2 separate regions of the Homo sapiens genome follow, and region 1 is linked to region 2. Evidence: read pairs that join two places in POLR2A ChIA-PET (ENCODE). Cell type or tissue: K562. All regions are shown on one strand. Each heading gives the region's core, and the rest is flanking DNA. Links, peaks and the distances in the headings are about the cores only. Region 1 overlaps POLL (DNA polymerase lambda). Region 2 overlaps ARMH3 (armadillo like helical domain containing 3).

What was found. Peaks named below come from ENCODE experiments on the same cell type or tissue, not always from the same donor. Only the 100,000 strongest peaks of a DNase experiment are listed, where the experiment ranks them.
Region 1: POLR2A ChIA-PET joins it to region 2 with 5 read pairs; 3 of 35 experiments call an interaction of 5 or more read pairs at or near these places.

Annotation. Positions count from the first base shown.
Region 1 is chr10:101,572,549-101,580,004 of GRCh38, reverse strand. It overlaps POLL (DNA polymerase lambda), which reads left to right. Exons shown (of 9, transcript NM_001174084.2): 9 at 188-1,123. The coding sequence ends at 552. Among named protein-coding and RNA genes, the nearest start is that of POLL, 12 kb to the left of the region's middle. In K562, for the core only: no CTCF peak of the experiment used is centred there; DNase peaks (open chromatin) are centred at 3,311 and 3,904.
Region 2 is chr10:102,047,872-102,054,705 of GRCh38, reverse strand. All of the region lies in intron 1 of ARMH3 (armadillo like helical domain containing 3), which reads left to right. Among named protein-coding and RNA genes, the nearest start is that of ARMH3, 4.9 kb to the left of the region's middle. In K562, for the core only: no CTCF peak of the experiment used is centred there; no DNase peak of the experiment used is centred there; H3K4me3 peaks cover 196 bases.

The DNA of each region.
Region 1 (7,456 bases), core at 1,594-5,593, 480 kb after region 2:
GTGACACTATGGGGGAGATGGGAATTACTATCCATGTTTTACAGAAAAGGAGAAGGGCCCAGAGAGGGTAGTGTCACCCAGCTAATACCTGGGCAAGCCCCAGCTTAGACATCAGGAGAGACCTGGGAGGATGGGACAGCCCAGGCCTGGTTCCCTGCCCTCCCAGCAGTCCCCTCTGTTGGGCCAGGGTTCCTCACAGATGACTTGGTGAGCCAAGAGGAGAATGGTCAGCAACAGAAGTACTTGGGGGTGTGCCGGCTCCCAGGGCCAGGGCGGCGGCACCGGCGCCTGGACATCATCGTGGTGCCCTATAGCGAGTTTGCCTGTGCCCTGCTCTACTTCACCGGCTCTGCACACTTCAACCGCTCCATGCGAGCCCTGGCCAAAACCAAGGGCATGAGTCTGTCAGAACATGCCCTCAGCACTGCTGTGGTCCGGAACACCCATGGCTGCAAGGTGGGGCCTGGCCGAGTGCTGCCCACTCCCACTGAGAAGGATGTCTTCAGGCTCTTAGGCCTCCCCTACCGAGAACCTGCTGAGCGGGACTGGTGACCCATGGCTGGGGGTGCTGAGGAGAGCCGAGTTGGACTGGCTACCCCTCCTGGCCACCCAGTACTCCCTCCAGCCTCAGCTGGCTGAACCTCGCCGCTCCAACCACCAGCTTCCTCAGCGAGCAGGGCCCAGGGCTCTGGGCCTGAAGCAAGAGCCAGCCCGGCTCCCAGTGTCTGCCCGGCTCCCAGTGTCTGCCCAGCCCTCTCCCAGACAGGAGCAGGCTGCCACCCCTTCTACCTCACCACTGCCCCTCGAAGAATTTTGCAAATGGCCCCTTGCCCCATTTTAAGCAGGAGCAGGTGGCTGGTTTGAAGCCCCAGGTATCCCCCTTCCCTGCTATGGGAAAGGCCAAGCTGCTGGGTGGGGACAGAAGCTGCAGGGGAGAGGGAAGCAGCCGTGCTGTCAACATCATCCGGCACCCTCTGGGGTAGGAGAACAGCCATTCCACATGTGTTCCCTCTATCCGTCCTGCTTCCTGGGCAGCTGGTGGTGCTGGGAATGGGGTGCCCCAGCCTTGGTGAGGACAGTGTTGGGAGGCCCAGGGGCCCAGTAAAGTGCATTTGACATTGAACCTGCCTGGTGTCTGAGCTGCTGCAGCCTCTGGCTACCTTGTTCCACCCAGGCAGGGACGACAGAGATGGGAACTGAAAAGAGGAGCCCAGAAAGGCTGTGTTAACTGCCCTCCAGACAGGACTGGCCTGAGTCAGCTCCTAAACTCACAGCAAGGACAGCAGTGGCTGTGACCAGGGAGAATGTTGGAGCCAGGCACCCAGAGCTCCTATCTAGTCATCAGCATCTTCTGCAGGCCCTACCTTAGACCAGGCTATCAGGGGACATGAGCAAAAGTGACAAGACTCAGGAAACCATTAGGAACAACTAAATGGTGACCGTGTACACAGGGATGGGCGGCCAGGGAAGGCTTCCCGGAGGAGGAGAGAGGCAGACTGGCAGGGAAATTGCCTCTGAGAGGAGTCAGCAGGCTCTGTTTGGGGACAATTAAGGAACAGCTTTAGAGAGGACACTGTGTGCTGGGAGTCAGGAGCAGGCTGGGCTGGCAGAGGACTGGAAGCAGAGCTTGGTTTGATAGAGCAGACAGGAGCAGGTCCCGCTGGGGAGTGCGGGATGTCTTCCTGAGGCTGTTTCACAGGGCAGGGAGACTTGGTGGGGGAGTGGGGTCATGGAAGGAGCTTCAGGCAGCCCAAGTATGAGGAGGAGTGGGCACAGAGTCAGAAGGAGACTGTATTGGAGGAGGAGCCTGGAGAGGCCCCATGCTGGGAGTTGGGTGGTGACGCGTGAGGGCAGCTTTGGCTCCACAGGGGGATCCCACCTTGAGTGTGCTGGGTGGGCTACATTTCTGTTGGTAACTTGCAGAGTCCCGGAGCCAGCCTTTGTCTGCCTGGTCTCGATCATGGGATCCTAGCAGCCTGGGAGTAGGCCCCCCAACTCAAGCTCATACCCCTGAAGTGTAAGTCAGGGGGTCTTCCCAGCACTGATCATGTTGGGAAAGGAATCAGAAGCCCACAGGACCTGGAGGGCCCTTTCGCAGCTCAGCACCAACCCAAGAGATGGCCAATCAAAAGCCCAGAAGCCTTCTAGAGGGGCGAGCCTCTCCCCTGAGAGTGTCTACTGCCAGGGACACATGGCTGCCAAGAGCCACAGTGGGGGCCTGGGTAGATAGGAGAGGGGCTGGGGAAAGCCTGGGCCCCCGGGTGTGAAGGCTTGCTTTTGGTCCCACTCTGGACTGGTCCCTCAGTGCCTGCTGCTGTCCCCAGCAAGAGTTGGAGTCAGCAGAAGTCCAAAGATGCGTGTCTGGGTCCAAATGTGGAAGTTGCTTCTCTCCTTTTGCCGCAGCCTGCTCCAGGCCCAAGGAACAGGACCTCCAGGGCTGGGGGTGGAGGGAACCAGTGTGCAGCAGGCCATAGAGTAGCTCGCCCAAGTTTTCCTACACACAGGGAGGTCCCAGAACTGCAGGGAGGGATGCCGCTTACTTCTTTGTCTGAAATCAGGGTCTGACCTCCATTCTTGACATCCCTCCCCATCTGCCTTAACTCCTTCCCCCAGGAGACTCAGAATTCAGAGACTGCCTTGAAACCATGCAGACTCTTGGTCCCACCTCCTGGCCAGGGCAACACAAAGTCGTGGGATAAAGAGGGAGCATGCCCCACCTCCAGTGACCCATCTGGGTGTCCCTTCAGCTGCCCAGTCTGACACAGAAGCCCAGGAGAAGAGCCACTGAGGCAGAGGAGCTAATGGAGGGATTTCTGAGTCTTGAGAAAGGCTGCCCAGTTTGGAGGTAAAATGAGGTGAAATGAGGTTCTCTGAGTCCAAGTAAGCAAGGAATATGAATATTGGGGGTTCCCAGGCACTTTAGCGCTGAACCAGGTTCTCGAACAGGCTTTCAGCCCAGTCTCCCATTCATCCTGAATGGAGAGAGACTCCATTTCAGGGCCCTGGTGGTAACTGGGGTCCTGTCCAGCAGCTGAGCACCCCGCACACCTACCACCCAGTCACCACCTGGCCTGGAGTAGGCAGAGAGACCCCACAAGCCTGCTCCCTGCTCCAGCCCAGTTCTTCATCACTCTGTCCCTGAGCCAGGGTTGTCCTTGGACAGGCCACGTGTGGCAGGCAGAATAATGGTCCACTGAAGATGTCCATGTCTTAATCCCTGGAACCTGTGAATATGTCACCTTAGTTGGCTAGAGGGACTTTGCAGTTGTGATGAAGCTTAAGCATTTTGAGATGAGGTGATTATGCTGAGTAATCCTGTGGGCCCAGTGTAAACATGAGTTCTTAAGAGCTACAGTCAGGGCCGGGTGTGGTGGCTGACGCCTGTAATCCCAACACTTTGCGAGGCCAAGGCGGGTTGATTGCTTGAGCCTGGGAGTTTGAGACCAGCCTGGTCAACATGGCAAAACCCCATCTCTACCAAAAAAAAAAAAAAAAAAATTCAAAAGTTAGCTAGGCATGGCCAGACCTAGTGGTGCCTATAATCCCAGCTACTTGGGAGGCTGAAGTGGGAGGATCACCTGAGCCTGGGAGGCAGAGGTGCAGAGGTTCCAATGAGCTGAGATTACACCACTGCACTCCAGCCTGAGTTGTAACAGAGTGAGACCCTGTCTCAAAAAAAAAAAAAAAAAAAAAAAAAGCTACAATCTACAATCAAAGAGAGACTTGACGAGGAAAGGTCAGAGAGATGCGAAGTTTCTGGCTTTGAAGATGGGGAAAGGTCTCCAGCCAAGTGTGAGCAGCCTCTAAGAGTCAGAGAAGCCAAGGAACAGCTTCTACTCTAGAGCCTCCAGAAGGATGGCAGCTCTGCTGATGTCTGGCCTTATCTCAGGGAGCCCTGTTGGATTTTGAGCTGGTGGAACTGTGAGATAATGACTGTGGTGTTTAAGCCAGTAAGTTGGTGTAATTTGTTAATGTGACTGCAGAAACCCAATAGACCGAGTGCGTGTTGGGCTCTCCCTGTACAAAGGCAGAGGGACAGCAAGTGTGAGCAGGCCCTGCTGTGAGGTAGAGGGCATCCTCTGAAGTGTGTGGGGAAGGGGGAGCCTCACATGAGCCCAGGGCTGCCACATGTTCAGTCTGAGCCTCCCTAATTTCAGTTTCTTCTTGACACTGTGCAAGATGCAAGTCCCCGCTGGGCTGCTCTGCCCCACCCCTACTGAGCTTGGAGCTTCATCTTTTCCCAGGGCCTGGGGTGGGGACCTCAGTCTTGACCTTAGACCTACACTAAAAGGGGAGCAAGACAGGCCCCGGCCTTTCCTCCTGGGTTCCAGCTGCTCACAAGGCAGACGTGGGCACCGGGAAAGGGGAGCGAGACAGGCCCTGGCCTTTCCTCCTGGGTTCCAGCTGCTCACAGGGCAGGTGTGGGCATGGGACAGGGGCTTCCCAGGCATCACCTGGAGTGGGCATGACAAGGTAGGCAAGTCTAGCTGTGTCCCATCCTACAGTTCCAATGGCTGGGAAAGGCAAACCCAGGCCCATTGTCTTGCTTCTCCAGGAGAATCATGGAATTACTCTCCCTTTAAATGGAATGGGATGCCTCTTGCCAGGATGGAGGACTGTGGCTTGGAGAAGACTTGGGCTCCCCAAACAGGGGCGCCCCTTTCCAGGCCCTCCCCTGTTATCTGAGGGAGTGGCCTCCCATGCAAGTTACTGCTGTTGGGGCACCTGCTGCTACCAGGCTTGCAGGCCTTGATGGGCTCAGCCGCAGGTGCCTTTGGCCTTATGTCTGCTCTGCCCTTAGTTTTCCAGAACTCTTGAGCCACTGGGGAGTACTGCTTCTGAGCTCTGGAACTGGGGAGTCCTCAGGGATGAAGTCCCAAACTGGCCTGAGGCTCTGTTCGGCAAGACCTGGTCCCCACACTGCAGGGAACATCCCTGAAGAAGGCCCCAGGCCTGGAGATGAAGCAAGGCCCCAGGGGCTGAGGGGCCATGGGTAGGGGCCCGAGGTTGCCCCTGGAGGGCAGTACGGACCCCAGGGAAGGCAGGCTACTGGCCGTTGCTTGAGTGGAGCCTCTTAGCAATGGTGGCACCTTTGCCCTGCTGGACTCAGCCTGGCCCTGATGGAGCAGGCCCAGAGCCCCAGACACAGCGCACCTCCCCCATCCTTTGCTCCGGTTCCCTCAGCTGGGTGGTTGTTGTTGTGTGTGTAGTGCCCCTGCATATGTGTGTTCATGTTCCACTGCAGGGGCATGTGTGTGCCTAATGCACATTCCCGGCCCCTGCGTCTGTGCTGTATGTTCATGATTTTGTATCTGAGTGTGTGTGTGCTCAACCCTGGGCATGTGACCGTGTGGCCCTGTCTGTTTAGGTCTTGGTGGAGGCCCTGCGTTGTTAAGGGCTCAGGCAAGGCCTTGGGTAGAAGGAGGTGGGGGGTCCCTGGAAGTCCCCAGTGGTGCTGGAGTCCCTACTGCAGGTGGAGTCCTGGCTGGGCCCCCGGACCCTGTGTCCTCGTGTCCATGGAGGAGGCCGCAGGGTGGGCCGCCTGCGTCAGCCTTGAGCGGCCATCAATAGCGCGCGGTTAATTAATTTGATGGGAACAGCAGGGACCGCCGTTTGCATTTAGTGAAGTTCCAGGAACTTCCAACCTCATCTTCATAATTGGCCTCATAAATTGTAAGAAAGAGAGAGATCAGCAAAGCGGGAGGGAGGAGGGGCTGCCCGTCCGTCCTTATTTAATTTTATTGCTGAAATTCATCTTTTTAGCCTCCTCCGCCGGAATCGGCTCTCCCTGCCGGATTTGCCTAATCATGATAAATTAATATTCATTTCCCCGCCTCTTACCCAGCTCCCGCGCTTGGATGGAGTTGGGGAGGGGCTCCTTCCAGCCCCCTCTGCTGGGCCTTGGTGGGAGCCTGGGGGAATGGGGACCCCTGAAGGGCAGCTTGTAGGCAGAACTGAAAGTGGCACCTGGGGAGGGTAGGAGGGGCCTGGGAGAAAGATGAGGAGTGAAGCAGGTGGGGCTGGATGATTGGGACTCTCAGAGGGCCTAGGATGCTGAAGTCAATGCCCCTTGTCCAGCTAGGGCCAGGTGGGAGGGGCAGGAGGAGCCTGAGAAGGCCCTTTTGGAGATGCAGAAGCTGAGATCAGGACTGATGAGATGGATCTGGGAGAGGAGCCTGGAAACCAGCTTGAGTGGAGAGGTAGGAGGGTTGTTGCCCACCCAACATGGACTTTGCCCCACCCCACTCCCAAGTACATCCAGCCCACCTTGCCCTGTGCAGGCTCCATAATAGACCCATCATGGTCTATGGGGCCTCACAGGCACTGTGGTCTCTGGCTACAGAAGCAGCCTCTCCACTTGCCCACAGCTCAGCTCAGCGGGGGAGCTGGCCGCCTTATGCTGGGCACCTTTGCTGTGCTGTGTGGCTGTCACCGATCCTGCTGTCCCTAGCAAGGCCCTGTGGGAGGTTGGGATGGGGGTGCTGCTGGAGGGCAACACAGTCCTGCTCTTCCATGGTCAGTGGGGCCCCCCAGTCAAGGGATCTGAATTCCCCATCCCCTGTGTCACAGTTAGTATTTGGGACCTGGGAGGAATTTTAGATGCCATCCAGCCCCCTTACCCCATTTATAAAAGAGGAAACTGAGGCCCAGAGATGGGATATGCCCTGGTTCAAGGTCTCTCAGAGGTCAGGAGGGCTGGACCTAGGAGTAAGGCATGCTTCCACCCCACCCCAGAAGCTAAGTGTGCTGGGCAGGATTCAAAGGATCACCCCCAGTTATCTTTGCCTTTGGATTATCTCCCGTTTGAGTGTGGGTATGACTGTGATGAGGTGTCACTCATGTGGTCATGTCACATTATACGGCAAAAGGACCTAGTCTAATCACATGAACTCTTTAAAAGCAAAGAGCTTTCTCTGGCTGGTAGCAGAAGGGCAGTCAGAGAGATTTGAAGCAGGAGAAAGGCCAGAGAGCATCCTTGAAAAGCAGCCCTGGCTGACAGCCAGCAGGGAAACAGTCCTACAGCCACAAGGAACTGAATTCCACCAGCAACAAGAATGTGTGTGGATGCAGCCTTTCCCAGAGCCACCAGCGAAGAGCCCAGGCTGGCAACACCTGGATTTCAGCCTTGTGGGACCCTAAGCAGAGAACTGGGCTGAGCCTGCTCAGACTGCTGACCTACAGCACTGTGAGATCATAAGTTGGTGTTGGTTTAAGGGGCAGAGTTTGTGATAATCTGTTATGCAGCAGTAGGAAACAGACTCATAGGGCCTAGGGGAAGGGTGTCTTAGGAAGCTCCTAGGAGGTGGGCAGGGGATGAAGTTGGGAGAGGGCTGGGTGCTCTGTCCTAATGCCATCCTTCCCCTATATTCCCACATGGTAGTAACTGACTGGACCCAAAGTCCTCACCACTCCCTACTGCTGTAACTGGGACCGAACCCTGTAAGCATTTACATTT
Region 2 (6,834 bases), core at 1-4,000:
TTTTGAGCTTAGTGAGAGCTTTTTCTTTGCTATCCTTTAGTTGCTTTGTAAACTAGGGTAAATATGATTTGTGTCCCTGCCCGTAACTTAGCAGGATTGGAATTATTTTGGGTGTACCTTAAGTTGGATTTGTGTGCACAATAGCTTCTGTGTGAAGACTTTCAGGATATCAGATCACAGTCAAGGGAAAGAGGGATCCCTCTTGTTACGACTGTAAAGGGGGAATACCCATTTCAGTGACTAGAGAAGCCTTTAAGGTGTTTTCATTGGACTTTTAGGTATTACAATTTATTGTTCAACTTTTTTTTTTTTTTTTTGAGACGGAGTCTCGCTCTGTCGCCCAGGCTGGAGTGCAGTGGCATGATCTTGGCTCACTGCAACCTCCGTCTCTCGGGTTCCAGCGATTCTTCTGCCTTAGCCTTCTGAGTAGCTGTGACTACAGGCGCGCACCACCATGCCTGGCTAATTTTTGTGTTTTTAGTAATGACGGAGTTTCACCATATTGGCCAGGCTGGTCTCCAACTCCTGACCTCGTGATCCACCCGTCTCAGCCTCCCAAAGTGCTGGGATTACAGGAGTGAGTCACTGCCCCCAGCCGACTTGTTCAACATTTGGATAATTAAAACAAGGTGAAAACCTCAAAGCAGTCATTATGAAATTTGGAATCTCACACTGAGCACAGTTTAGGAATCTGTAACATTTGGGGAAAATGGCCAAAAATTGATCCAGGATATATAAGGGTGAACTGTTTATTCAACACATTTATTGAGCACTTACTATGTAACTTTGGGAGGCGGAGGCCGGCGGATCACAAGGTCAGGAGATCAAGACCATCCTGGCTAACATGGTGAAACCCCGTCTCTACTAAAAATACAAAAAATTAGCCGGGTGTGGTGGCGGGCGCCTGTAGTGCCAGCTACTAGGAGGCTGAGGCAGGAGAATGGCATGAACCCAGGAGGCGGAGCTTGCAGTGAGCCGGGATGGTGCCACTGCACTCCAGCCTGGGCGACAGAGCGAGACTCCCTCTCAAAAAAAAAAAAAAAAATTTATACAGTGTAATGGGAATACTGCCATTGCTTGGGAGAGTCAGGGAAATCTTTGCAGGGGGGAGATACTTGAGTTGGGTGTTGAAGGATGAGTAGGAGATTGCACAAGTAAGAAAAGGCATTTTTACTCGGCCTGGTGGCTTATACCTGTAATCCTAGCACTTTGGGAGGCCTAGGCAGGTAGATTGCCTGAGCCCAGGAGTTTGAGACGAGCTGGCTCAACATGGCGAGACCCCATCTCTGAAAAAGAAAAGGCATTTCATTTGGAGAGAACAGTACTTGCAAAGGCTTGGTGAGGATGTGAGAGGAAAAAAAATTATTTTAAATCTCAGAAATTTGTCCCAAACAGGATGTGTGGTGGGGAAACTGCTAGGAGGTGAGACTGAAAAGAAAGTGGGGAGTCATTGGAATTTTTTTCTCTTTTTTTTTTTTTTTTTTTTTTTTTAGCTTCTGAGGAGTTTTTTTTAAGTTAGGGAGTGACAGAAATGCAGATTAAAGTAATGAAGAATGAGGCAGTGAGACTAATTAGAGTTGTTGCAATTGACTGAGAGTCTGAAGAAAGTGTAGCTGTGGGAATGAAGAGGAGGGGATTTTGGAAATACTGTACTTCTGAGATTGATTCAACTTCTTAGGAAGAGAGTGGGCTAGGATTTCTAATTTGAGAGAGTGGATGTATGGGGATTTCATTGACAGGATATGGATTAGAAAAAGTAGAGCAGGTTTCCAAAGGTTAGGGTATGGAAAGAGGCATAGGGGATATGGTTTGGTATGCCGAGCTCAGGTTGCTTGTAGGATGTACCGATGGAGACCTTAGTAGGCAGCTGGAAGTGAGAGACCTGGTGAGCTTAATGTATTGGCACCAGCTTTGAGTGAGGGCATATATGAAAAAAGTCTTGGGGAAAAAAAAATGTTTATTTTATTTGTCTATAAGGAAGTAGCAGATTATGCACTTCCTCCACTTAATAGTGAGCTTCTCAAGGCAGGGACTGTAATTTAGTAATTTTTTGGTCCCTTTCTGTCTTACACTATGCTTATGTAATTTATAAGGTCTTAATAAGTGTTATTCAAGTAGCAGGAAATCAGTTTACTTTGCAAGATTGCAGGTACCTTTTGGGCTTCCTTTATGAAGATTATGGGGTCAGGCAAGGTGTCTCATGCCTGTAATCCCAGCACTTTGGGAGGCCGAGGCTGGTGGATTGCTTGAGCTCAAGAGTTCAAGATTAGCCTGGGCAAGATAGCAAAACCCTGTCTCTACAAAAAATACAAAAATGAGCCGGGTGTGGCAGTGTGAGCCTGTAGTGCCAGCTACTAAGGAGGCTGAGGTGGGAGGGTCGTGTAAGCCCAGGAGGTTGAGGCTGCAGTGAGCTGTGATTGTGCCACTGCATTCCAGCTTGGGCAACAGAGGGAGACTGTCTTTCGGTGGGGCGGGGGAGTGGGGGAAGAAGATGATTATGGGACTTTATCTTATAATTTTCATTTTATATTTAGGTGGTGTTCATGAGGCTTGTATAATTGAGCAGGGGAAGAAATGAGAAGATATGAGTGACAGTGTGCCGTTTGAATAAGTTCAGGGCTGGAGCAGGAGAAAGTATTAATTTACAGGAATCTCCTGCTCATTGAGAAGATCTTACCATGAATTTTCATTCTGGGATGTGTCAGAAAATGTGGTTTCTAATCAGAATTTCCTGAAATACTGTCAATTTGGAGCTGGTTCCCCCTTCGGAAGGAGGAATGCCTTCCTTCTTGTGTAGGATAATTTGAAAGGGAACCAAAGGTGGTCATGTTTATTTAAATGAACGAGAGCTCATCTTCATTGATCATTTGTAACATTAGGCAAACTGAGTAGATGCTGATGGGACCAGATTAAATTGTCTTTTGTGAAGCTAGTTGACCTGTAGTAGGTACAGACTGGCTGATACCTGGGAATAGTCCTGGTTTTGCCATTTGCTTCTTAGTCTTGGGAAAGTCTCTGAGTTACTTCCATTTTCAGGTATAGGCTGAACACCCATTCTGAGGGGAGCATTGTCTAGAGCACACAAGCTATGGACCCTGCCTTGTAGTGGTTTGTGTGCTTCCTTAATCAGTCTGGTTCTGTCCTAGCTTCTAGAAAATAGAGATGATGCTTGTCAGGTGATGTCCTGAGTTGACTGACTTCTTTCTTTTTCTTTTTCTTTTTTTTTTTTTTCCGAAATGGAGTCTCCCTCTGTTGCCCAGGCTGTAGTGCAGTGGCCCAGTCTTGGCTCACTGCAACTTCCGCCTCTTGGGTTCAAGTGATTCTCCTGCCTCAGCCTCCTGAGTAGCTGGGATTACAGACCCCCTCCACCACACCCAGCTACTTTTTGTATTTTTAGTAGAGATGGTGTTTCACAGTGTTGGCCAGGCTGGTCTCGAACTCTTGACCTCAGATGATCCGCCGGCCTTGGCCTCCCAAAGTGCTGATATTACAGGCATGAGCCACTGCGCCCACTTGACTTTTCTTTCTTTCTTTTTTTTTTTTTTTTTGAGACAGAGTCTTGCTCTGTCGCCCAGCAGGGTGGAGTACAAGTGGCACAATCTTTGCTCACTGCAACCTCCCTCTCCCGGGTTCAAGTGATTCTCCTGCCTCAGCCTCTTGAATAGCTGGGATTACAGGTGCTTGCCACCATGCCCAGCTAATTTTTATATTTTTAGTAGAGGCAGGGTTTCACCATGTTGGCCAGGACAGCCTTGAATTCTTACTCTTAAGTGATCTGCCTCGGCCTCCCAAAGTGCTGAGATTACAGGCGTGAGCCACCATGCCTGGCCTTTTTTTTTTTTTTTTTCTGAGATGGAGTCTTGTTCTGTCACCCAGGCTGGAGTGCAGTGGCGTGATCTCAGCTCAGCGCAACCTCTACCTCCCAGGTTCAAGCAATTCTCGTGCCTCAGCATCCCAAGTGGCTGGGACTACAGGCATGTGCCACCACGCTGACTAATTTTTGTATATTTAGTAGAGATGGGGTTTTACCATGTTGGCCAGGCTGGTTTCGAACTCCCGACCTCAAGTGATCCACCTGCCTCGGCCTCCAAGAGTGTTGGGATTACCGACTTGAGCCACCACATTTGGTGACTTTTCTTGGATAAAATGGGAGTGTTGATATTATGGATGTCAGTTTGGAGTTTCTATAGAAGTGTAACTTTAACTGAATCTTTTTATTTATTTATGTATGTATGTATTTATTTATTTATTTGAGACAGAGTCTTGCTCTGTTGCCCAGGCTGGGGCTGGAGTGCAGTGGCGCGATCTCGGCTTACTGCAAGCTCCACCTCTCGGGTTCAGCCATTCTCTTGCCTCAGCCTCCCGAGTAGCTGGGACTACAGGTGCCCACCACCACGCCTGGCTAATTTTTGTTTTTTTGTATTTTTAGTAGAGACGGGGTTTCACCGTGTTAGCCAGGATGGTCTCAATCTCCTGACCTTGTGATCTGCCCTCCTCGGCCTCCCAAAGTGTTGGGATTACAGGCATGAGCCACAGCGCCTGGCTCTATTTTTTTTATTTTTTGAGACTGAGTCTGGCTCTATCGCCCAGGCTGGAGTACAGTGGCGCGATCTCAGCTCGTTGCAACCACCGCCTCCCGGGTTCAAGCGATTCTCGTGCCTCAGACTCCCGAGTAGCTGGGATTACAGTGAATCTGGTTTTTAATGGTCTAGTTAGCTCCTGATGTTTTGCACTAACAGGACATTCTGATAGGGAGAAGCGCTACCAGAGAGAAAGATTTAATGGCTTTATCACTTACTAGTTGTGTTACTTTGGGCAAAGTAATATCCTCATTGTAAAAATAGGTTGGGGCCGGGTGCAGTGGCTCATGCCTGTAATTCTAGCACTTTGGGGGGCCTAGGTGGGAGGATTGCTTGAGCCCAGGAGTTTGAGACCAACCTGGGCAACATGGTGAAACTCAATCTCTACAAAAAATATGAAAAGTTAGCCAGGCCTGGTGGCATGTGCCTGTAGTCCCAGCTACCCAGGAGGCTGAGGTCAGAGGATCCCTGAGGCTGCAGTGAGCCATGATTGTGCCACTGCACTTCAGCCTTGAGACCCTATCTCAAAAAAAAAAAAAAAAAGTTGCAGGCCCTACTCTATTTTCTTTCTTTCTTTTTTTTTGGAAACAGAGTCTCGCTCTATCCCCCAGGCTGGAGTGCAGTGGCGCGATCTTGGCTCACTGCAACCTCCGCCTCCTGGGTTCAAGCAATTCTCCTGCCTCAGCCTCCTGAGTAGCTGGGATTACAGGCACTTGCCACGATGCGTGGCTAATTTTTGTATTTTTAGTAGAGACGGGGTTTCTGCATGTTGGCCAGGCTGGTCTGGAACTCCTGACCTCAAGTGATCCGCCCGCCTCAGCCTCCCAAAGTACTGGGATTACAGGCGTGAGCCACCGTGCCAGCCCTATTTTCATTTTGGATCTATAGAATCCTTGGAGTGAACTAGCAGTAGAAATTCATTAAAATAGAAAGGGGTTATTTGCTTGTCTTAGAGCCAGTCTTTTGGATGGAAGTGGGGGAACCTGTCCCATGCTACTGAAAGAAGCTGTGCTAAGGAACCATGTGGAACAGTAGGATGTGATCTAGCAAGTGAGCTAAATACCTGGGGCTTTTAGAAAAGAAGAAAGAATGATGCCCACATTCTTCACAAAGGAAAAAAAAAAAGAAAGTGAGAGGCATATTAGGAGATAGCTTGAAGGGCTGGGGCTTGGAGATAGAAAAACTGCATTCTCCTTAAGTTCTTATAGTGCTAATGTTTACCTCCAGGTAGTATGTTAGGTCCTGCAGAGAGGCTTAGGGAGCAGGTAACTTTTGCGTAAAGGTTTTTTAAAAAACCCTGTATCTAGAGAAACTAGGGAATTTTTAGGAGATCAGGACAGGAGACTTACTGGAAAGTCAGGGTAGGGGACTATTGCTGGCTTGATATAAACATGTTGTCTCAGCTGGGTGCGGTGGCTCATGCCTGTAATCTCAGCACTTTGGGAGGCTGAGGCAGGCGGATAACTTAAGATGAGTTCGAGACCAGCCTGGCCAACTTGGTGAAGCCCTGACTCTACAAAAAAATACTAAAATTAGCTGGGTGTGGTGGCATGCGCCTGTAGTCCCAGCTACTTGGGAGGCTGAGGCAGGAGAATTGCTGGAACCCAGGAAGCGGAGGTTGCAGTGAACTGAAATCGTGCCATTGCACTCCAGCCTGGGCGACACAGTGAGACACTGTCTCAAAATGAAACAAAACAAAAACGTGTTGCCTCCTTTGTATATTGGGTGAATGGCTCATGGTCAGATAATGGTAATATTTTCTTTGACTTAGCCACAACTCTTGGACAGATAGCTACATAAGATTTTCATCTCCATCACTAAGTATTGTGGATACTATAGTCAGTGTGTCTTGTAGTGATCTTCTTTCACATATGGGGAAATGGGCTACAGTCCCAAAGGAAGTGTGATTTAATGTGGGGAGAATGATATGTGATAAGGTGAGTGTTGCTTCAACGCCCTTTTTAGAGACTGCAGAGGTTTCATTTATTCTCTCAGTATCATCTGTCTAGATACTCCTTCCTTTTCCAAGTCTGGTTTAAGGCTGGGATGAGTACTTCTCAAACTTTAATGGTCATCAGAATTACTTGGGGCAGGGCTTTTTAACCTCTTTGATATTGACATGTTGGGCTGGATAATTCTTTGTTGTGGGAGGCTGCCTCGAGTATTGTATGATGTTTAACAGCATCCCTGGCCTCTACCTAGTAGGTGCCAGTAGTACCTCCTCTCCCAGTTGTGACAATCAAAAATGTCTCCA